Regions from separate parts of the Mus musculus genome. Here region 2 is linked to region 1. A link is a loop called in an ENCODE intact Hi-C map of the cell type or tissue named here. Cell type or tissue: left cerebral cortex. All regions are shown on one strand. Links, peaks and the distances in the headings refer to the core of each region. The heading gives the core; the rest is flanking DNA. Region 1 overlaps Pyroxd1 (pyridine nucleotide-disulphide oxidoreductase domain 1). Region 2 overlaps Ldhb (lactate dehydrogenase B).

What was found. Hi-C counts contacts between places; a loop is a spot of excess contacts. Peaks named below come from ENCODE experiments on the same cell type or tissue, not always from the same donor. Only the 100,000 strongest peaks of a DNase experiment are listed, where the experiment ranks them.
Region 2: a loop joins it to region 1, with 3.0 times the contacts of the local background. A loop is called at or near these places in 2 of 42 quality-filtered maps.

What each region holds. Positions count from the first base shown.
Region 1 is chr6:142,361,992-142,364,491 of GRCm38, reverse strand. It overlaps Pyroxd1 (pyridine nucleotide-disulphide oxidoreductase domain 1), which reads right to left. Exons shown (of 12, transcript NM_183165.3): 12 at 1,868-2,500. The coding sequence ends at 2,490. It overlaps Recql (RecQ protein-like), which reads left to right. Exons shown (of 15, transcript NM_023042.3): 13 at 1-56; 14 at 816-945; 15 at 1,623-2,500. The coding sequence ends at 1,772. Among named protein-coding and RNA genes, the nearest start is that of Pyroxd1, 18 kb to the right of the region's middle. In left cerebral cortex, for the core only: a CTCF peak has its summit at 1,309 (motif pointing left); a DNase peak (open chromatin) is centred at 2,206.
Region 2 is chr6:142,479,959-142,490,383 of GRCm38, reverse strand. It overlaps Ldhb (lactate dehydrogenase B), which reads left to right. Exons shown (of 8, transcript NM_008492.3): 8 at 1-135. Among named protein-coding and RNA genes, the nearest start is that of Gys2, 12 kb to the right of the region's middle. In left cerebral cortex, for the core only: no CTCF peak of the experiment used is centred there; DNase peaks (open chromatin) are centred at 1,930 and 2,559.

The sequences.
Region 1 (2,500 bases), core at 1-2,500:
CCCCGGGAAGACCTGGAGAGAATCGTCGCCCACGCCCTCCTGCAGCAATATCTCAAGTACACAGCCCGTTTGTCTTCTGTCCTCCTGTTTCTCCCACTGGACTGGAGGAGAGTGAACTGCCCTGCAGTTATCTGATGTGAAGCATTGTAGGAAACAGTTCACCCAAGTCTTAGACCTTGATCACAAAGTCAAAAACGTTAAAACAAAGCAAAAAACCCCACGATTTCCTTTAAGGATTGTGTCTGTGCTGGTCTAGTGTGTGTGTGTTTAGGTATTTATTTCAGTTACATTTCCAATGCTATCCCAAAAGTCCCCCACACGTTCCCCCACCCTCCCACTCCTACTTCTTGGCCCTGGTGCTCCCTGTACTGGGGCATATAAAGTTTGCAAGTCCAATGGGCCTCTCTTCCCAGTGATGGCCGACTAGGCCATCTTCTGATATATATGCAGCTAGAGACACGAGCTCAGGGGGTACTGGTTAGTTCATATTGTTGTTCCATCTATAGGATTGCAGATCCCTTTAGCTCCTTGGGTAATTTCTCTAGCTCCTCCATTGGGGGCCCTGTGATCCATCCAATAGCTGACTGTGAGCATCCACTTCTGTGTTTGCTAGGCCCCGGCATAGTCTCACAAGAGACAGCTTTATCTGGGTCCTTTCAGCAAAATCTTGCTGGTGTAAGCAATGGTGTCAGCGTTTGGAAGCTGATTTTGGGATGGATCCCTGGATATGGCAGTCTCTAGATGGTCCATTTTATATTGATGTTTTAAATGTTTTCTGTGACTCCTTCAAGTTTCTGTGGCTCTTTTTTTTCCAGAGAAGACTACAGCTTCACGGCTTACGCCACCATCTCCTATCTGAAGGTGGGACCCAGAGCTTGTCTTCTCAGCAACGAAGCCCATGCTGTCACTATGCAAGTGAAGAAGTCAGCACAGAGCAGCGTTAGGGTAACTGGCTACTCATTCTCAGTGTGTGCCTGCTTTTCTGTAGTTCTTTACTAGGTTTGGTTAGACACAAATGATGTCAGTTTTCTTCCTATGTTTGATATTGGACAGATAAGAGTGTAGGACTTTAGACTGGCCCAGTGTAGAGTAGGGGGTGGGGGAGGCTGTAACCACTTGGAATATGATATAGACTGCAGATTAAAGTCTTAATCCCACGAGATACTTCCCTCATAATACTGGGTGGCATCTGTTGTGGTTAAGAAGTCTCTGCTGGAGTCTATTACTACGGCTTAGTAATAGAAGTCCTTTCTGTGGCCCTGACAACCTGAACTCCGTTCTTGAGGCCGAGGCTGCCCTCTAGTGAAGGAGGACCGAATTCTGTGAACTGTCTTCCGACATCTATGGTAAAAATGTCAAAACACAGTCTGCTTTGCAGAGGTGGCAAGCCCTTAACTGAGTGCTGTGGCAGCCTCTGGGAAGTGCATGTGCTCTTCCGAGTGCCTACTCTGCTGGCACGGACTCACCCTCAGCCACACCCTCTTTTATTAAGGACAGCTGCCCACATTTGAGTAGACAATGTAGACAGAGCTGATGATTCCCAGGGGTTCTGAGACTCCTGAGCTCGTGAGCAAACTGAACGGCTGAAGTTACCAGGGTACCCATTGGCCACTCTCTTGCAGGGTGCACTGTCTGAAGCTCGTCAGGTGGAACAAGTGGATTCGAAGGGGGAAGAGCAAAGCTCAGGTAACTCCCAGAAGTCTAAAAGCAGGCTTCAGCCATCTGGCTCTAAGAACGCAGGCGCTAAGAAAAGAAAACTTGATGATGCTTGAGTGTCACGTAATATTGTACAATGTAACTGTTCTGTATGTTCATGTCTGGGTCATTTTTATAATCTGCTATAATTTTTGAAACAACTTCATGTTTTATACATATAAAGCTGTATTTTCAGAGCTTACCTTATACAATAATGAAAAATACAACTTTTATGTAAAGTTGTCTAAATGTAATATATCTCACATTAAGTCCACATAACTTTTGTAAGCCCGTTCGCCTTGCTGTAACTAGCTGTCGTCTTCTGACGTGACTCTCCTTTAAAGCAGTACTATGCTGACATGGGCTCTCCTTTCCAAATGGGTGACATTTTAAGCTGAGCAATGTAGATGACTTCTAGTGAGAAGAGTTGCTGTTATAATTCAGATAAAACAGTCCTCAGCACCAAGTGTGTCAGCAAGAATGGCCTGCATATTCTAAGTAAATCACGACAGCAGCCTCCTGAGGCCGCAGCCTGACTTTGACGTTCAGGCAAACAGAGGAGCTGGTGTATTTGTATGAGTCAAGGTTTATCGTCAACTCTAGAGGAGGAGTGTTCATCTGCAAATGAGTCATTAAACGAGTTCATCTGAAGAATTTTCTTTATTTCTTTCCAACATCCAGTCTGGTGTCTGCATTCTCTACTTGAGTGCCCATGCACTCCGTGTGGTTATGTTTCCCCATGTACTTTCTTTTCTCTTTATTTTGTACTTTGTATTCCTGAAGAGATTTCAATTTCAATCAAAAT
Region 2 (10,425 bases), core at 1,069-3,568, 120 kb before region 1:
AGTCTTCAGCCATGTATGTAGGTCACAGTTTGCTTCTTCCCTGACATGTGATATGAGCTCACAGATCAAAGCCCAGGCTTGTTTGATGTTTGCACTAGGAGCTCCTGATCAAATAAAGTTAGCAATTGCAGCATACTTCTGCCTGCCTTTTTCTCTGGTTCCTTGAGATGGTGTCTCCCTGTGTAGCCAGCGCTAGCCTGGAACTGCGCTCTTCTGGCCGCATGCAGCCTTCCTGGTGTTGAGATTACAGGCTCACCTTGTGTGTTCTTTAATGGTTTCTGGAAAGTTGTGATACGTTTCTTAAATGATTCTTCTAGACCTCCGATGTCCTTAAATTCTACCATCTATGTTCCTGTAACCACCTTCCAGGCAGTGCCAGAATATTCGATCAGAATGTGCCCTATGAGTTTCATGTTTTGAGAATATATTTACAGTTTGAAAGTTTTTTGATTATGATCATGTATGATCACATGTAGGTATGTGCGTCTAAGACCAGCTGAGTAAGATACCCTGAAACTGAGTCACTGGCGGTTGTAAGCCCCCTGACGTCAGTGTTGAGACACACGCCAGGGTCCACAGCAAGAGGGATGCATGCTTAACCTCTGAGCATCTCTCCAGCCATGATACAATTTTTAAGTTACAACCAGAGAAGAAATTAGTGTGCCTTTCATATAATGTAGTCCATTTTTATTCTCTGAAGGGAAGAAACTAGTGTGTAAACTAGAAGTATGTTTGAGTTGTCTTTGTTAGTGAAAGGAAACGAACATTTGGGCCGAGTCACCCAGACCCAGTAGTCAGGAAGACAATATGGAAACTCAGCTATGTAAGGCAGATTGACCTTTAAGTGGTCCTAATTTACGTGGGCTATCTAGGTCTAAGTTTGGGGATGGCTAAAAGCTACCATAACAACCCTGGGCTTGAGATTCAGCTCTGTCGTTGATTGATAGTGGTTTGGGCATATTGCTTGCTGTCATAATTCCTTCATCCATGAACAGTGATAGCAAGGGTATCCTCTTCAGTAAAAGTGGTTTACTTCTGATTGATCTTTTTCTATGCTGATCCTGAAATCCAGGGCCTTAGTAAGTGCTGTGTCACTAGCAAGTAGTATAAATTGAGAAAATAACACAGAATTCTTAGTACAAGGCTTAGCCATATAGAGGCTAATACAAGTAGCATTTACTATTGCAGATGTTTTGCAAAGATTCCAGTCTCGTAAGATATAAGGTGGTACTTTTTCATCATGGCTCTAGTGATGCTGTGGACTGAATGGGGCTTGTTTATAGAAAACATCAGCCCTGATGGTTACCTGACAGGTGTCATAGATAGCTCTTCTCCAAGCACACTAGAGATTCTTGCAGCCCTCTCCAGATGTTCCCTGTGGAAGAAGGCAAAGTCACGCCGATGAAAAGCCTCTGCTCTGAAGATTTGCATGTCTTTTCCTATGAGGGAATGAGAATTGCCCGGAGATGGCAGTCAGCTTCTGAACGGGCAGACCTAAGGCTTCTAAACTCTCACCCTCGACCATTCTGTGTTCTGCAGTGAACACTTCTTTATAACACATTGAGGTTTTGCATCTTGTGCCAGCATTTCTGAGGATGTTTGTGTTATGGGAAGTGAGGCCAAGACAGGTATTATATATTTTTTCAAAATCACATTTCCAAAATGATATGATTGTATGAAGACTGTTTCTGTAAGTGGAGCGGTTACATCTCCACTCCAGTTCTTTGTGGTAGCTCTGAGTGATTGCTGAATTTATAATAAGTTGTGAGTTTCCAAGACTGGATTTCATGGACCAGTTTAGAGTTTAAATGGGCTGCTGCTGCTTGCTGGAGTTCCCACTGACGTCACCACCCTGGCAGTTAGTGGTGGTGGGGAGGGGTGGGGGGTGGGGTGAGGAGGGGCAGAAGCTGCTCCTCTAGTTTTGGAACATTGTTCAGTGTCAAACCAAGTAAATTATAGCCTGGAGCCAGAACATTTAAAAGGCCAGAGCAGGAAGTAGGTGTTCATCGAGTGTAGTCTGGTGCAGGAGTTACAGGACAGAGGTATCCATGGACTGAGGAAGACACTGTGTAAATTGCATCGTACATTTATGTTACCATTTTTAAAAAGTATGCTATTTTAACTATATGTGGGTATGTATGTGCATTCTCTTGATGGTCAGAAGGTGGTGTCGGATCCTCTGGAGCTGGAGTTAAAAGTGGCTGAGAGTACTGGAGATGACACCCAGGTCCCTTGCAATGCTCGCCGGGGCCATCTCTCAGCCCTGCTTGTGTATTTAGTACATCTGGAGCACACAAGTCCAGATGTTAGAGTGAAAGATTCATAGCTCTCCAAATGCATGTGATCATGGCCGTAGATTTTTTTCCCCTCTTAGTTTTTCTTAGTCTTTGTTGATATGGGGGGTTAAATTGACGTTGCTCATGCTAAATATGTGCCCTGCTCCTGAGCCATAGTTCTAAATGGAAATCAGACTAAGCTGGAGCACACGTTATATATAGACCGTGTAACATTTAGAAGGGATGTGACTTGTTAACCTGCCGCACAATGTCGTTACCATAGGAACGACACAGTGTCTAGTCCAAAGTGATGTGCCAGTACTGAAGAGCAGGTGGTGTGGAATGAGAGAAAGTGGTTTCTAATATACGCTTAGGAATGTGGAAGGGATTATAAGTAACCTGAAGCATGGCTGGGAAAAGCATGTATAACTATCTCACCCTACACAGGGGTCTGTGAACATGAACGCTTTCAATGCATCTGGGAAGACTGGAGATGGCTCAGAGGTTAGATGCTCGAGCTGCTCTTCAGAGGAGCCGGGCAATTCCCTGCACACGCACACGCACACACACACACACACACACGGCAGCTCACAGCTGGCGAACCCAGGGGATCCAAGTGCTCTGTTCTGGCTTCCTCAGGCACCAGACATATACATGCTCTACAAACATATATGTAGGCAAAAACTTCCCATATATATAAAATAGCTTTAATTTTTTTAATGAAAAAGTATATGTATTTGGAAAATCCTTCCATTGCCTTGAAGTTTGGGAAAACATCTCTAAGGTTCAAAGTCTGCGTTTTCACAAAAGAAACTGGTTTCTTCCTGGATGCTGATTATGGGGTGGATCCCTGGATATGGCAGTCTCTACATGGTCAAAAAAAATTTTTTTTTGTTTTTGTTTTTTGAGTCGGTTTCTCTGTATAGCCCTGGCTGTCCTGGAATTCACTCTGTAGACCAGGCTGGCCTCGAACTCAGAAATCCGCCAGCCTCTGCCTCCCAAGTGCTGGGATTAAAGGTGTGCATCACCACTGCCCAGCTAATAATCCAAGTTTTTAATTTACTTTTTAAAGTTATCTTTTACACTTATTTATTTATAGGAGTTGCGTGCCATAGTTGATGCGTGGAGGTCAGAGAACAACTTGCCCAGATTGGTCGTTCACTTTTATCATGTGTGACTGGGGGATTGAACTTGGTCATCAGGCTTGGCTGCAAACATCTTTACCTGTTGACTCATCTCACGGGCTCTCAATTACACTTTAAACTCTGTAATGATGTGTGAGCCATCTTTTCCTTTTCCCTTTCCTTGTTAATGCATTTGTGCTGATAGCAAAATAAGGCTTTACAAAGTCAAAACCAAGATATGTTATTAGTTGATAGAGGGGGAACAAATTCTCACATTCCCAAGAAACTGGCATAATTTATTCCAAAATGGAAAAATTCCATTACTAAGGATTAGAGTCAAATAGACAGACATGTCACAGTATTCCAAAATGAATCTAGATTTGGGTAAAGACATCTTTCTAGGAAATATAAGAATCGGGAATGGTGGGGCCTAGCAAACACAGAAGTGGATGATCACAGTCAGCTATTGGATGGGTCACAGATGGCCCCCAATGGAGGAGCTAGAGAAATTACCCAAGGAGCTAAAGGGAACTGCAACCCTATAGGTGGAACAACATTATGAACTAACCAGTACCCTGGAGCTCTTGACTCTAGCTGCATATGTATCAAAAGATGGCCTAGTCGGCCATCACTGCAAAGAGAGGCCCATTGGACTTGCAAACTTTATATGCCCCAGTACAGGGGAACCCCAGGGCCAAAACGGGGGAGTGGGTGGGTAGTTGATTGGGGGGGGTGGGTATGGCGGACTTTTGGGATAGCATTGAAAATGTAAACGAGGAAAATACCTAATAAAAATAAAATAAAATTAAAAAAAAAAAGAATCGGGAATGGCTCAAAGGGTTAAATGACAAGGGGAATTTTTATCCCAAACAAGGGGTAAAATCAGGCATAAGGTTTTGAGGAATAAGTCCCTGATTCTCTCTGCTTTGTTTACCCTGCTGGTTGTCAGGGTTGCCCCCCCTCCCCCCTAGGCCTTAAGGAAGGTGAAGGCCTTGGAAGTGAGTCTCCCACCTCATGCCCACAGCTGCTGCTTTCAATTCCTGCTGACATGAATTATTGTAATCAGCTGAGTATAAGAACAATGTGCAGGATATTTTTAGCCGTGCTTAAAAATAGCTCATACCTCCTAGCTCCACACTTGCAAACAGGCCCTGTGGGGTGTTCTTCCTAAACATTTAAAGTGTATTAAAATTATTTCTATCTAGTCCCATTGTTGTCTTTAATATTAATTTACAGCCAGGGTAAGAGAGAAGAAGAGTGCCGCCTCTGTGCTTGCCGCAAACAGGCTTCTGATAAACATTTCAATTGTGTGGTCACAAAATGAATTTTGATATTAACAGTCAGTGGGAGAAGCACTTGCAGGAGGAGAGGTTTGATGGGGGTGGAAGCCAGATAAGATTGAATGTGAAGATGATCAAAATACACAGCATGTATGTATAAAGTTAACAGAATGAACTGAACTTTAGAAAGCTAATGATAATCCTACATGTTACGTAATATTAATATAGATATGACAAATTATAGGTTTTTTTCCTATGTTAACTTTTTAAACAGTTTTAAGCTTATTCTTGAGCTTGATGAGTGTTTTTACCTCTGTGTAACACGTGTACCTGGTGCCCACTTAGGCCAGAAGAGGCTTGCAGATCCCGCTGGAACTGGAGTTGTAGATGATCGTGAGCTACCGTGTGGATGCTGGGAATCAAACCTGGAACCTCAGGAGGAGCAGCCAGTGCTCCTAACCACTGAACCACCACTCTAGTCCCCTTAATACTTCGTGAGTTCAACAATATATTTAAAAATCACTCTCGATGACAGGACTCGTTTCAAACACTTCAACTCTCTTGGCTGTAATAAGTAGCAAAGGTCCTTTCTATGTTAAAGACGCAAAAGTATTTGGGCCCCCAAACTCATTTAAAGGAAAGAATAGGATCTCCCGAGGAGTTGGTTTATGTTTATGAACACTGAGATTGGAACCAAAATGTTTCCTGTTTCATAAGGAAACATTTCCTTATTTCACAAGTAAGATTCTATAGCAGAAGCCAGAGAGGTGACTCAGTGGTTAAGAGCACCTGCTGCTCTTGCAGAAGACCTGGACTTGGTTCTCAGCACCTACCTGGCAGCTCACCACTATCTGTAACTTCAGTGCTAGGGTGCTTGGTGTTCTCTCCTGATTTCCAAGCAAGCACTTAGTGCTCATAGCTTCATGCAGGCAAACCACTAATACACATGAATAAATCAACAAGCATGGAGCAAATCCTGAGGATGAGTTGTACTGTAATGAGTATTAAGTTAGGATAGCATCCAGTTTTAATGTGAATGTTTTATTCCTGTTGTTATTTTTTTTTCTGTCACTAAAAGTCCAATGCACTATCCATTGCATCCCAGAGCCACCACTCTTGTTATTTTTTTTTAACCCGACCTTCCCATCATCCTTTGGATCATTGAGAACAGCTTAAAACATTGTCTTTAAATTCCAAGTGCAATGAATGAAGCGAGAAGTTGCACTAGTCGTTCCAAACACTCAGCTAGAGCCCATGCTTCCCCTCCTCCCTCCCTCCTCCCTCTCTCCCTCCCTTCCTCCCTCCCTCTCTCACTTGCTGCATGCTGATGGACCCTCCTCTGTCACCCAGTCACATGGTCACATGCTTTGCTATCATCAGAAATACCTGTCACTCTGTAAAGTTACCTTAAACAGTTGGTTCTCTGATCCCAGAATTCAGTACAGAAATGGCTAGGCTTTTCAATTGATATCGCTCCTAGCCTGAAGCACCACCACAGCTTGGGGTGGGAGGACTTTGAGTTGCTGTCAATATGAAAATTGCTATTTCAAAATCTAAACAACACTGAGCAAGCAAAGGACCATAGCCGCAAACATCCTCTGGACTATTGAGTGCTGTGCTCCACACTACGTGCCAGCAGATGGGGACCCCCAAGGATGGAAACAACACACTCTTTACAGAGGCTGGCACTGAGGGCAGTGTAGTATGACAAAGACAGTTGTAGATATGCCAGGAAGGAGCACGGAGATTCCGCAAGGATAAACCCCCAGGACTAGAATTTAGGAAAGCTGTGCTCTAGGTGGCATTGAGTCTGAGGGGTGAAAGATGAACTGGCCACATGTAGAATGTGTCACACACACTATTCTAGGCAGAGGGGATAATATCAGAGAGGAAGAGGAAACTGTCCCAGTGTGATGTGGGATATGAACTTGGGAATACTGAGCTGGTGACAGCTGATTAGATGGCAAGGCTGCCGGAAATGCTGAGTTTAGGACTACAGAGGTCAGTCACTTGGCAAAACTGGTGGTTCAGCCACACACAGGTATTTCACAGTCTGCAGGGGGTGCTGGCAATGTTTGAGAATTTGAGTATTAAGACTTTCAGGCTCACTGGATTTATAAAAATTATATTCATAATTAACTCCAAATGAGTAATATTAATGTGTTTCATCATAACATAAATGTTGGGCACTGGAGAGATGTCTCACTGGTTAATAGCGCTCATTGCTTTTGCTGAGGACCCTGGTTCAATCCCAGATACTCACAGCTCACAAGTCTGTAATTCCAGTTCCAGAGGATCCAGTGCTATCTTCCGACCCTCCTTGGGCACTCCATAAACATGGTGCAGAAATACATGCAAACAAAACACTCATACACTTAAATGAATATTTTAAAAGTACAACATGAATTTTGGGGGGGAGGGTGAAAGGTATGCTTGTGTCTAAGATTCTCAAAAGATCAAAACTATTAAATAAAAATTACTTTCATCTACAGTTAAGCTTAAGATTTAAATAAAAATACAAGTATTAGCTTTCTATATTCATGATTTGTGAAGCAGCTGCTCTGGCTCAATTGTGGATGAAAATACTTGACTCACAGAAGAAACACTTGGAACCGAAGGAAGGGCTTCCCTGGAAGGGGCCTCAGGTGCTGCCTGGCAAAGAGTTCTCTGTCGTCTTCTGAGATGACTCCTTGTCTCTGCATCCCCTCTTCTTCCCCTACACTTTGAATGTTTCCAAACCTTCCATGTTTTCCCTGTAAGAAATTCTTGCTATCTTTTACCTGTGACCGTTGACGTTTCGCTCAGGCTTGGTGACCAGAAGGAACCAAACCTTGTTTTGGGGTTTTGGGGTACCTCTATGTGAAGGACTTACTATGCACCAGGACATGAGTCAGGTGCTGATGAGGGAAGCCCAGTGGGGAAGAAAAAGCACTAGTGGCATAGTTACACAGTGGAGTAGTTACAAACAGCAGCCATTACAAACCACACAGCAAGGTAATTATGAGCAGAAATCATGAGAGACAATGCGGTCTGGGGGAGAATGTTCAAGTCACCAAGCGAGAGTCTTTAAAAGGTACAATGTTCTGACTTTGGAAGCCACAAAAGACTCTCCTCTGAGATTACAATGAACTCAAAGGTTAAAATAGGCGGCAGGGTTGAGGGAGGGTGGTTATCCATGGCAAAAAGTACCTTATGTGCATGAACTGTGAGTCAAAGAAGACTGTGAGCTATTCTGGAAATAAAGAGCCATCGTGGAAAGACATAAAGGGAAGGGCCAGGGAAACAACCATAGAAGATTGCCACAAGAGCTTATGAGGTAAGAAATGGCAAGAATTATTAACCTAAAAGAATCAGTGGCAACTGGTATTTTAAATCTGAGTGGGACCTGGTTGGATCTGTATTTTTCAGAGAACACTTTAGGGGTCATGGATGAGAGTCCCATGGTGACAGAGGCCATCTAAGAAAGGCTATGGTAAGCAAGTGAGTTTCCTGGAGATGGCCCACTGTTTTGCATGGCTGTGATGGGTGCGCTCTGCAGAGGCACAGCTCCTGAGACTTCATCTCCTGTCACTATTTCATAGCCTAATTATTCCTGGACATCAGCCTACCCTATTGGGAAAATTTCCTGCAGATCAACATGAACATGAACTTTAATGATTTAATGCTGTTTAGATGAATTAATGGCATCACTTTATGGCATTCCTAATTTGATTAAAATAATTTTAGGAAGAAATTTTAAGGAGGTGGTTTTAGTTGTTTGGTGAGAAAGATGTAATAAAGCTAGAATCAAGAATAGACTGTGCCCTCTCCTCATAGAATAGTAGATAAAGGCTGCATAATAAGGGACACAATGAGCTTTCACAACTACCCTAAGAAGAGAAATGGGCTTGGGACAGATTTGTGATCAAGCAAAAGCATTCATTCTAGATCAGGTCCAAGGATGAAACCACAGGTGTGCACCATGATAAAGCAAGGCCATGTGAAACTGTTGCTTTGAACTTATAATGAGCTTATAGAATGTAACACTGCTTTGAACTTACTATCAACATCCTTCTGTAACTTCCCTTTTGTGTAACATTTTATCTATGAGGTAATTTTCTAAAGAACTTTTGTCTAAGAAGGTATAAAAAGCTGAGAACAGGAACAAAGTATGGCTTTTGGGCTTTTGAGGCTGTGTTCCATCCACCAGGTTATGTATGTATGTGTATGTATATATGTCAATATTATGTACATACATATGTGTGTAGGAATATGTGTATGTATATAAGTATGTATGTGCACTTGTGAAAAGTGATGAAAGAAGTGGTTGGGCACAGCCAAAGTGTGTGTGTGTGTGTGTGTATGTGCACGCACGCATGACTACACACACACACACACACACACACACACACACACACACACACACATACAGTCTTGCATGCATGCCCTGACTATCTTTTCTTCCTTTTCTTTTCTCGCTGCCTCATTCGAAACCTCTTGGTAACTAAGCCTTTTTTTCTTAATCCCCTGCTGTTATCAGCAACAGTTAAACTGCCAGAAGCCTTAGGCTTTTGGACACAGAATAGCAAAGAGTTAAAGAAGGTAGAAATTGACAAAATTAAGCAGCCTTTGACCTGCAGTGGCTGACTCCAACCCCCTCAGCTGCCTTCCTTGGGGAAGTGGATGCTGGGAACCTGCCCACGCCCCGCCCCATGAGAGGTGATTGGAGGCTTGCCTAATAGGAGAATATTTTTTATTATTCTTCCCCTAAAATATGGTGAGGGAAAAAGACACAAAATTCTATGCAAAACCTGTGGAGCTGTAATAACCCAGAGTTACCTAGGAGGGGTCGAGGGAGTTTCAAACCTGGATACCTCAAACATAAGGACATCACAAGTTGACTACCTCCCCTCTCCCAACCTGATGCTCTACAGCCAGCTTCCCTACCACCATGCCTAATAAGAACGCATCACCCTGACAGTTATCAGGCTTCACTCCTTGTTTGACCTTATAAGGTCCCCCACAACACACCCTATAGTTCTAGAGCATGCAGATGAAGCATCTTCCAACCACAAAGATCCTGGCCACCTCCTCAGGGGCAGAAATATCCCTCAACCTCCTGCGCCCCCCATGGGTGAACCAGCTCTCTGAAGCTGCTCCCAAGTGTGTTCTTGGCCTGCACACTCATCACCACACTGCACACACTTGAAGCTGACTAAGCTTCTCAGCTTCCTGCCCTGCCTGGTGTGCAATGGGCCTGGCTAACCCTAGAGAGAATCGAACACATGGCAGCAAAGACCTGAAGAGCAGAATCCAAAGAAGCTACCCAGTCACTACAGGGGCAAACCCAGCATTAAAGGACTCTCCTGATAGTATATAGAGCTTTGAAAACCTATGGTGTGAACTATTTAAATAACTACTTAAGGTAAATACAGTAATTGCTATAATTCCTGACTATGAATGAGATTGGGCAAATACCTCAAGTTCCTAATGCCCTGGCATCCCCAAGATGAATTGTTACCTGGAATGTGAATCAAGAGAAGCTTTCTCTATTAAGTTGCTTAAAATTTTTCTTTTTACATCTTCCGCTGTGTGTGTATGTGTGCTGTCTGTCTGTCTATCTGTCTATCTCTCTCTGGTGTGTGTAGTGTGTGTGTGTGTGTGTGTGTGTGTCTGTTTCTCTCTTTCTTTGTGTGTGTGTCTCTCTCTCTTTGTGTGTGTGTGTCTGTCTGTCTGTCTGTCTCTCTCTCTCTCTGTGTGTGTGTG